Linked DNA regions of Homo sapiens: region 1 is linked to region 2. A link is an interaction called in ENCODE POLR2A ChIA-PET data of the cell type or tissue named here. Cell type or tissue: A673. All regions are shown on one strand. Each heading gives the region's core, and the rest is flanking DNA. Links, peaks and the distances in the headings are about the cores only.

Evidence for each region. Peaks named below come from ENCODE experiments on the same cell type or tissue, not always from the same donor. Only the 100,000 strongest peaks of a DNase experiment are listed, where the experiment ranks them.
Region 1: POLR2A ChIA-PET joins it to region 2 with 8 read pairs; 2 of 35 experiments call an interaction of 5 or more read pairs at or near these places.

Annotation. Positions count from the first base shown.
Region 1 is chr1:58,305,000-58,310,122 of GRCh38, forward strand. It overlaps a transcript of DAB1 not described here. Among named protein-coding and RNA genes, the nearest start is that of OMA1, 240 kb to the right of the region's middle. In A673, for the core only: no CTCF peak of the experiment used is centred there; no DNase peak of the experiment used is centred there.
Region 2 is chr1:58,390,957-58,397,219 of GRCh38, forward strand. It overlaps a transcript of DAB1 not described here. Among named protein-coding and RNA genes, the nearest start is that of OMA1, 150 kb to the right of the region's middle. RefSeq lists an enhancer at 1,030-1,530. In A673, for the core only: no CTCF peak of the experiment used is centred there; a DNase peak (open chromatin) is centred at 4,615; H3K27ac peaks cover 976 bases.

The DNA of each region.
Region 1 (5,123 bases), core at 1-4,000, 88 kb before region 2:
GAGGAGGTCTTGCTATGCTGCCCAGGCTGGAGTGCATTGGCTATTCACAAGTGCAATCATAGCACACTACAGTCTTGAACTCCTGGGCTCAAGTAATCACAGGTGCAATTCACAGGCTATTCACAGGTGCAATTACAGCACACTACAGTCTTGAGCCCCTGGGTTCAAGTAATCCCCCTGCTTCAGCCTCCCAAGTAGCTGGGACTTCAGGTGTGGATAACTGTGCCCTGCAAAAAATAAGTGTTCTTTGAACTGAAATGTCTGCTGAACATAAAAATGTAGGAAAGTCAAGAGGAGAAAATATCTCCCAGAATCACAGCACCCTAACACAACCACTATTAACATTTTGAGATACAATTCTTGCCTGTTTTATAGGAGTCATTTTTATTTTGTTTATTTTTACTGGAATAAGTATGTTGCACATGCAGTACTAAAATCTGTATCTTTCACATTGTGGTAATATTGTTTTTTCTACACTATTACATACTCTTCATAAAATTTGGCCATTGACCTATTATTGTTAGTCATTATTCCAGTTACAAATAATTTTGTGACAAACATCTCTGTGTGTAAAGCATTTCATATTTGAGTATCTCCTTACAATGCATGCAAAGAAATAAAGTTATCAGATCAAAGCATATGAATATTTAAGACTTTCCTTTTTCAAAAAAGATCAAGTCATCATAATTACCAAAAAAGTTCTATCAAGTAGGTCAGCCCATTCCCCAAGCATCTCTGTTTCCGGAATATGTAATTCTAGATTACAAAACTAAACAGATTTTGCTAAAGGAAACATCTCAAAATCACCAATGTGCAAAGAATGCCTTGAACAGGCCACATGGAAAGCTCATTATAAGGCTGAATCTGAGTTGTCCTTGCAGTGGTGCTGTGGTGCTGACATGCAGGGGAAAGCTTCACAATGAGGGTCTTTCCACAGTTCCAGTGAACTCTCAGGCCTGGCAGGGCTGTGACAGGAGCACCCCCCCACCCCCCTCCACACACATTATAGTCCTCCTCCTATGAAGGGAAGAATCAGCCCTTCCAGGGCAGACACACATTGGTCAGGGTTCGCCTGTGTGGGTGATGAGGTGGGAAAAGAGGAGCTGTCTCCCTGACAGAAAGAGAGAAGAACCTCAAGTGAGCACTCATTATTGGAGATCTCAGATTCTCCTGGAGAAATAATGAGTGTCACTGGAGTTCTGTGGGTTCCTTAAGGAGCAAAACAAGCTAGGTTTGATTAGGCTAATTTGACAACAATAGTTCAGTGGGGAAGGAGGAAGGAGGAAAAGGAGAACTGGAAGGGGCAAGGTGAAATTTGGGGGAGGATATTGAAATGTAAGGAAATAATACATTTAAATATCTGACATTTAACAGTATGTTAAATTCACAGAGCATCTTTCCTTGTAAGAATTTGGTTGATAATCACAGGACGCTTTGAGTTGGTAGACAAATGCTGTCCAATTCCTGCGCTGTTTCCCCTCAGCTCACCTCTGCGACCACTTGCATCTATTAGTTTCAAAGATACTAATAGCTTCCCATCTCAAGTCTTTGCATCTCACCATTCCTCTGCCGCAGGGTTTCTCCAGCACCTAGTGGGGGTTGCTTGGCTGCAGAATTGGGAGGATGTTAACACCCCAGAGCCACCTCCACCCAATGGGGAATGAAGGTAAAAGGATCAATACCCCTGCTTCCAGCTCATCTCTAGAGACTGTTTGGAGGCATATTCTACATGGTTTCTTGTAGGATCTCCAGCAGAATCAGGCCCACCTTGTCTGCAGCAGCAGCCCATTATTAATGCCCACAGTATTGACCTGTCTCTCTCCCCTGTCTCACTTTTTTACATACTCCTCCCTTGTATTGTGTAAGACCACTTTCCAAATAAACTATGTAACTCAAGTCCTTGTCGAGGGACATAAATCCTACTTATGGGAGAACCAAACTAAGATAGCAGAAAATTTGTATGCCCATTTGGCAGATTAGAAGACTGAGTTTCAAAGAACTCCAATGACTTTCCCAAGGTAATTGGGTTGTCATGTGGCAACATCAGAACCAAAAGCTGACTCTTCAACTAGTGTTTTCTCTACTCTACAAGGAAGTCTATTTTACAAATCAAACAATAACGTTTTATTGACTCCCTATTAGGCACTATGTGGGGTACTAGGATCTCCAAGCCCAGTAAAAAAGAAAGAAAATTACTCACCATAAGGCAATGTCTTAAAAGTAGCAGTCATCTAGTTCTGTTCCATTAGTTACTATCAGCATTTATTTAGGGCCTACTGCATGCCAGGCAGTCTGTTAGACACTGAAAGCCTGAAGATGAGTGAAACTTGGCCCCTGCCCTTCAGAAGTTTAGAATCTAGTAGTGAAAACGGAGAGGTGAGAGAGGTCGACAGACATAGACACACTTTCCAATAAAAGGGATAACTGAGAAAACAGGCATAGAGTTATACAGAAACAGAGAGGACTGATATCTAACTCAGGCTGGGGGACTGGTGTCAGAATTTCTTGGAGGAGATTCATTCTTTCATGCATGCAACCAATATTCCCTGAGTTTCTACTAGATTCCAGGTGGCACGCCAGGAGCCTGGATTACACTGGTGAATCATCCAGCTGTAGTCCCTGTCTCAGGCCAGAGCTAAGTCTTGGAAGAAATGCCTGAAAGTTAGCCAGAAAGAGAGTGGGGAAAGGTCTTCCAGATGGAGGGAAGAAGCATATGCAGAGCCTGGGAAGCATCAGCAGCATTTTGGGGGTGAAGTGAGTGCTGTGGGGAGTGGGGGTGGAGGAGGGGAGGAATAGCATTGCTAGAGCATAAATACCCAGGAAAGGGGGCCAGGAAATGAGCTGCAGACTTGGCCAGGGACCACATCAGAGTAGAGCTTAAGCTAACAAAGTGCTATAGGAACATGAAGAAAGGAGGATGGATAATTCTTTGGGGACACAGGAGGCCATCACGGAGAGGTCCACAGAGGCAATGGCACTGGAGCGAGAGACCTTGAAGAACATGAGAAATTTACCCCCATGTAGAAGGAGAAAGGAGACTCTAGAAAAATTCAGCTTATTCTGCAGTGCAAATTCTGTTCACTGTGCATACAGAGTGACATTTCAGTGAATTTTCTTCCAGGAAACACATTGCTCCAGGGTGAGATTCAGGGCTGCCACATATAGTTGTGCAGAACCCAGTCCACATAGCTAAACACAGTGGCCTTCACATGTTTGGAGATTGCTGGGAAGGCCTGACCTCAAAAGGGATGCCCTCACATCCTTTTATCCAAGCATCTGAAAGCCTTCTCATTAGATATTTACTCCTTTGGATGAAGCTGCTTGCTCTTCAGTGAGTCACTTTAAATGCAAATATTCTGGCTTCCAGGGGATGAGTATGGGGTTGGGGGGAGTGATGTGGGCATGACACCTGACACCACAACCCTGCCTCAATGGATCAGAGGCCTAGAGCTAGGACACCCAATTTGTTCTCCGACATTCTCCTCTTTCCTCCTTCCACAGTGGAAGCACCTGTCCCTCCCCTACAGGCTTAAGTAAGTCCTCAGCTCCCAGAATGCATGTGAGTCTCAAGCAGAAAGGGTTTAAGTAGATGCACTTAGCATCCAGCCACTCTGAATGTCTTTAAGGATTCTCTCATTTAGATAACCAGGCTTTAGTTTGCTATACTTAGTCCTCAAATTACTCCTTGCTGGATTCAGCAACCTGCTAGCTAGCTTGGACCAATGTTGCTGCCACTTCGCTCTCCCTCTGTGCAGAAATCACTAGAACACTTGGCTGTGTTCCTTACCCGGTAAAAAACAGCCTCCTTTACTACCTAGAGCTGGACAAAGATCTACTTCCTGCAGTGAGACTCAGGCGCTCCCCATATTCCAAGGTCTACCTGGTCAAATCTCCAGAGAGAAAGATGACGTTTATTCCTTCATTTATTTCACAAGCTTTTATTGATCACCTAAATTGTGCGCAACCTCAAAGAGTAGCTGAAGGATCTTGTGGTCCAATGAGTGAATGAATAATTATGCAATATGAGATGAGAGAGACTGGAATTGAGCTGAAGAAGAAAGAAGAAGAAAAAAGCTTAGCCTTAGAGCCTCTTTGAGCACTGTTTTTCTTAGCTATAAAATGCGGATGATATTGTTTCTTTGTGAAGTATTGTGAGATTTGAGATAATCCTAAGGTAAAGCATGCAGCAGATATAAATGTTCCATACACAAACAATCTCATGGTTTTCCTAAGCTAGGATGAGATGCTGGACAGGCATAATGTGTCAAACAATGGATTATATTACAACATCACTTTCGGAGCCTCAAATGTTTGGTATTTAGCATATTACCCTTCCCATGGGCCGCTTGAATTTTAATAGAGCAACTCTTCTCAACTGTGCCACCACAAACACATTATAGGTATCCCCAGATACTTAACATCTCATTCCTGTAGGTCACTGGAAAGGATGAGGGTTCCAGACGGGTAGGGAATAAGCCTCACTTTGAACTCTTTCTTGGTTTTTATAAATGAGGAAACTAAAGCTCAAACAGACTCAGTAACTTGTCCCAGATACATAACCACAAAAAACTATGGCATATATTCAAATCCAGGTCTGCCAACTACAAGTCCACTGCCTTGTCTTTTTCCTTTGTTACCTTCCATCTTCTAGGCAGGTCCATGAGTGAATCTTGGAATGGGGTAAAGTGAAAATTACCCTGCAATGGCCTTCTTTCCCAATAATAATGAAGACCCTGAAATTGGCCCAGGAGTACTAATGACTGTATTAATAAATGCTCTAAGCATTTTCAGAGATCTGTGTGTGGATGGACAGGAGGAGACCTGGAACTGCTCAGAGAGGTAATATACTTAAAATTACCAGCTCAGCAAAAGTGGAGAAAGGGAAGCTCACACTGGAGACTAATAAAATAAGCAAGTTGTTGAACTGGCAGACAGCTGGAGGAATTTGAATCTTGATGATTCCTGGCCAGATCTTGCTTAATTATTTCCAATATCTTCATTTCAAAAATAATGTGCTTTTTCCCCCAGGACAATTTTGATCAAAGCAATTAGTCAAGTGACTACTTGGCTGATCACTATCAGTCTATTAAAATACACACATGCTCACACATACACACACATGC
Region 2 (6,263 bases), core at 2,264-6,263:
TCTCCCCATATGTTATAATAACGCATTCGTCATCTGAAAATTATCCTGGGAGGTAGGCAATCGCGGTCCCATCATACAGATGAATATATCAGCCAGGAAAACTAAATCCACTCGAGTATTTCAAGCAGAGGAAAACTATTCAGGGGCCTCATTACACAGGTAATGGAAAAGCAGAAGTGGCAACCCAGAGTAGTATAGCAGGAAATTGCTACCATTTCCAGGCCTGCTGGCTGGGGCAAGAGCCGTAAAGAGAGCTGCCGGCCAGCAGCAGCCAGGCTCTGGAGGAAAAGGCTACTCAGAGTCAAAGCTGTGGAGCAGAGCAGTGAGACTGCAATAGCCAGATTGTGTCGCTTCTCTCTCCTCCAGGCTTCCACTAGTACCATGCACTGACCAGGCCTATTTGGAAGCCAGCTGGCAGAAGAGCTTGGGAATGCAGTTTCCTAAAATACAGGGCAGAGGAGGAGGGAGAACAAATAGGCAAAAGCAACCGCAGAGAGGAAAATATGTGACTTATCCAAGGCCATGGAGCTAAGAAGGGGTAAAGCCAGGACTTGAATTCGGGCCTCCTTCCTTTAACATTCCTCCAGTACACATTCCAACCCCTTGGCTTTTCAACAGAGGATACTCTCAACTCTTTCTTCCACTTACTGTACCATTTTCCAGAGCTTTTCCAAGCTTTCCAAGCCTCAATCTCCACCCTAACTCAAATCTTTCTTATTTGACCTAGTTCCTATGTCTTCATATGACATCAAGACCACGTGACCCAAATTCCCTTGACATCCACCCTCTTACTGCTTCCTGCACCCACTCTTAGTGTCGTCTTGCAATGTGTGTAAGAATGTCCCCCCATCCCACATCAATCAAGATTCAATCAGGAAAGCTGAAACTCTGTGAATATCCTAAAATATGAATTTGTTGTAGAATTAACACATTTTATAACTGTAGTAGAAACTGGGTAAGTAAGCACCCCAACAGGGAGATGGGAAATCAAATAAGTCACTAAGCAGCCATCTTGAAATACCAGAATGAGTGGGCACATAGGCATTCATGAAGGAATATGCGTAGCCAGGCTCATGTATCTGCTGGAGTGGATCTGCAAAAGAAAGCTGATGGAAAAGTCTTTGGAAGGCTGTTGCTGCTGCATCAGATTATGGTTCTGGGGTTAACATCACTTAGCAGGGCAGGCAGGAAGGAAGAAGAGCTAAGCGCAGAGTTGAGGGGAAGAAAGATAAGCTCAAATTTTCTGGCATCTCACTTTTACTACAAAAACCAAAACAAGCTGAAGTCAGCCAGCACCTCTGCATGTACCTCTCACCACGTTTAACCACAGTGACCTTCAAGATGTAACGGCTCTGCCATTCTTTCAAATCATATGCAAATTTCTCTTTTGGTCTATCCTAACTCTCAACTATAAAGAGAAACATTGTTCCGTCTCAGCGGGTTGACGTAGTATAAAGCCACCACACTCCCCTGCCCCAAGCTGATTCTACACTCTAGACACCATTCCTTCTTGCCACCTCAGGGGACTCACCCTTACTATTATCCACTCTCTTTTCTGTCCTTTCAACCATTTGCTGTCCACTGGTTCTGTTCTATCTGTCCAGGAACACGTTTCAGTCTCTCCCATACTAAAAAAGGAAGACTGCCCTCCACGACTGCTACCCTCTAAAGAAAGCTACCATCTCCTTTCTCCTCTCACCATCTCAAACGAAATGTGGGGGAAACATGAGCTATATGCTTGGTGATTCCCAAACCTCAGCACTTGCTTGCTTCTTAACCCTGTCGTTGGACTTCCTGTTCACCTCTCCACTGAAAGCACTGGCTCTTGGCTAAGGTACTGGTCTCTTCTTCAGGGCTCACCTTCTGTATAGCATTTGAGTTTGTTAGTGTTTCCTTCCATCTCAGATCTTACTCCTTCTTTGGCTTCTATGACTCTGTTCTCTCCTGGCTTTCCTCCTCCTCTCAGGCTACACAATCTCATTAACTTCCATCATGCCCTCTTCCTTTGCCTATCCCTCAAATGTTGGGATCGGTCAGAGTTGGGATTGGTCAGAGTTCCAGCTGTGGCTATCTCATCATCTCACTATAAACACTCTCACTCTGAGTTCAGTCAGCCTCCAGACTCCAAATCATAGCTACATACCATGCTATTTACTTCCAAATCTTTTTTTTTTTTTTTTTTTTTTTATAGATACAGGTTTTCACCATGTTGTCCAGGCTGGCCTCAAACTCTGGGGCTTAAGTGATCCACTCACCTTGGCCTCCCAACCAAATTTCTAGTTCTAGTCTAGACTGGTTTCCTGAGCTCCAGTTATTTCCAGCTACCAGCTGCAGATAATACAAGTTAATGCCCAAAGAGTACTATTATTGATTGAGCAGAGATGGAATGAATACAAATCAAATAATAACAGTTAGTTGATGATATTCAAGCTCTTATTTAAGTTCTAGGCATTACGCTAAGAGTTTTATATGCACTATTCCTTTTAATCTTCACAAACTCTAAGAAGTAGACACATTTATAACACCGTTTTACATATTAAAAAACTGAGGCTCAGAGAGATAATTAACGAACCTCAGGTCTGGCCATGATGAAATAAATGGTGCTGGACTTGCAAGTGCCACAGACTAGGAGAAAATATTATATTCATCATGAAGAACTTACTTTGAAAACACAAGAAGATACATATCACACTTATATGTGAAATCTAAAGAAGTAAAACTCATAGAAGTAAAGAATAGATGGTAAACACCACAGGCTGGAGCAGGGGGGTAAATGGGGAAAGGGGAGATGTTAATAAAAGGGCACAAGATTCCAGTTTTACAGAAGAAATAAGCTTTAGTGATCTATCACACAGAATAGTGACTATAATAAATAATCCATTGTATATTTCAAATTGCTAAAAGAGTAGATTTTAAATATTTTTACCACACATAAAAAGTATGTGAGCTGAGAGATTTGTCAATTAGCTTGATTTAATCATTCCATTATGTAAACGTATTTCAAAACATCATGTCATGCCCCATAAATATATGTAATTATTATTTGTCAATTAAATATAAAATTTAAAAAATATGAAAATAATACTTGTAACTCAGTAATAAGAAAGCAACCAACCTGATAAAAATGGACAAAAAATTTGAATATACTTTACCAAAGAAAAGATGATCAATATCATTAGTCATAGAAGAATGTAAATTAAAACCTCAATGAGATATGATTGCACCATAGCATGGTTAAAAATAAAAAGACTGATAATTCCAAGTGTTGGCAGAGATGTGGAACCTGGAATTTCCATGCATTGCCAGTGCTAATGGAGAATGCTACAGAACTTTGGAAGCTATTTGTCAGTTTCTCTTAAAATTAAAGATACACTTACCATATAACATAGAAATCCTAGTCCTGAGTATTTACTCAGAGAAAAATGAAAGCGTATAAAAATAAAACAAAACCTGTACATGAGTGCTCATGGCAGCCTTATTCTCAACAGCCAAAAAGTGGAAACAATCCAAATGTCCATTACCTCGTGAATGGTTAAATAAATTGCAGTACATCCATACAGTGGGAAAGATGGTCTTTTAATTAAATGGTGCTGGAACAACTGGATAACTATTGTAATGCAATAAAAAGGAAGGAATTGCTGATACTTGTAACAACATTGATGAGTCACAGAAACATTATGTTAAGTGAAAGCAACCAGATACAAAATGATTCTAATTATATGAACTTCTGGAAAAGGCAAAGCTATCACAGCTAAAATTGGATCAATGATTGCCCGGGGCTGGCAATGGTAGGAAATTGACTTCAAGAGAGTATGGATGTTATTATACTTTGGGGGCCAATGAAAGTGTTCTGTTTCTTGATTGTGCTGGGGGTCATACTACTGTACGTATTTGTCAAAACTCATTGAGTTGTATATAAAATTGGTGAATTTTATTGTACATAAATTATATGTTATAAAGCCGATTTTAAAAAAAGCAATGTGGGATGTCCAAAGATAAGATATATACAAGGTATAGAGGAAGCAAAAAAAAAAATGGCAAATCTTAGTCAGAATGGAGGAGTCATGGAAAGCCTCCGACAGTCTAGCTGAATCAGGATAAGTGGACACAAGCCTGTCAAAAAGCAGCTTCTTGTGGCTGGTTCATCTAAAGTGAGAGGCCCTGTTTGCCTCTGTTAGCAATGCATCTTATGGTTGGATTGCATTAAGAAGAATGGGGAAGGTTTTGTGAGCGCCACTACTAAGACTAAAATGGAGAATGGGGTTCAGTGGGGCTTGCCCTTACCAATGCATAAGGGTGTGTAGAACTAAAGACCAAGGATAATGTTTGAGGAACTTTGAGAAATTGTAGAACTCTAAGTTTCTTCTGTCCCTCTCTCTGCCACAGAGACAAGTTATAGTACTTTGTGCAAGTCACTCCCTTTCTCTGGGCACGGATTGCCCATCTGTAAAATGGGAGAAGAATGAGCAGACTTGATGATCTCTAAGTTTTCTTCCTTCTTTAACTTTCTATGATACCATATGTGGACGCTTCTGCTGGTTTGGCTATATCCAAGAGGCCAGTGTTCTGAATTCCTGCCTGTGTGACTCACTTCCTTTTCCTTTCATCCTCATAACCTCAGAGGGCCACATGCAGGGAGGAAAAAGGCAGAAAAGGGAAGACAAAGCTGGCAAGCAAGAGCAAAGATCTAGAGTCTAGCCTGGAGCTCTTTTTTTTGGGAAGTTAGAGGCAGAAAGAAGACAGCCAGGCAGTACAGGTCTAGAAGCAGGTAGTCTGTTCATTTGACAAACACATATGAAGTACCTACTGTGTTGCCACACACACTTATTAAGCATCTCCTTGGAGCTTGGTGCTGGGATTCAGCATTGAAAAAAGACAGATATGATCCATGCTGTGGGGGTCTAAGTCGGGGAGGTGCTGATCAAATTTGTTATTCAAAAAGAAAACCAGCTGCCTTGCCTAGAATTGATTACGGTTGTTATTCTCCCTAGTTTACACACAAGAAAATTGGGGTTTAGAAAGATTAAGAGTAGTGCTCCAGCTAGAGAAACCCTGATTGTTAGCCAGCCCCACAACCTATGCTGGCTACAATCTATGTCCTGTCTGTTACAGTGTCTCTTTCTATTCATGATATTTGTGAAGTATTACCAGGCGAGAAGAGGGCAGGGGAGGGAGGGGAGGGGGGGATGGAAATGAGGCACCCCCAGGTCAGGATGTGCTGGGCTCACACTTCAAGTCCGCTGCACTGTGATACACTCTGTTTGAGGCTGGTCAAGAGGCCAGCCATTCCCAGGGGCTCCAGTCAGAGGGAACTGCCGGCTGCACTGCCCAACAAAGATGTCTAGTTGCATCTTGTTCCTATCGATTACCCACCAAAGTGTTTCTCATTGTTAGGCATTCCCCAGAGGCAAGCAGGAGAAAAGGAGTCCTTTCTCTTTTTTTTCGTTTAATGACATCCAATCCTGCCCAGTGATCTCTGCCCTCTTCCCAGAGGCAGGAGACAGGAGGGAGGAGGGAAAGGAGAGAAAGAAAACACAGAGGTGTGGCGGTGGGGGCGGGCAGTGCATAGACACAAAGACAAGAGATGGAGAGAGACAAAGGGAGAGACACAGAGATATGCAAGGAGGGAGACACAGACAGAAACCAGCATGCAGAGACAAAGAGAGAAGCAGAGAGAGACTCATGGCGACAGAGAGAAAGAGGGAAGCAAAGAGAGACAAAAAGGGTCAGAGACAGGGAAAGAGGGAGCAACAGAATGACAGTAGGACAGAAATAGGCAGAAACAAAGCAGCAAAGCACAGGGACATAAAGAAACAGAGAGGGAGTCCGGGCGCGGTGGCTCACGCCTGTAATCCCAGCACTTTGGGAGGCCAAGGCGGGCGGATCATGAGGTCAAGAGATCAAGACCATCCTGGCTAACACGGTGAAACCCCGTCTCCACTAAACAAAATACAAAAAACTAGCCGGGCGTAGTGGTGGGCTCCTGTAGTCCCAGCTACTCGGGAGGCTGAGGCAGGAGAATGGCGTGAACCCGGGAGGCGGAGCTTGCAGTGAGCCGAGATCGCACTACTGCACTCTAGCCTGGGCGACGGAGCGAGACTCCGTCTCAAAAAAAAAAAAAGAAAGAAAAGAAAAAGAAACAGAGAGGGCAAGAGAGAAGTAGGTAAAGGGAGAGAGGGAGGGAGAGAGCGGGGTGGGAGGAAAGCGGTAACACTCCCACAACTCCTTTGTCCCTCAAGGTCTAAGAGCTGAGAAGATTCACA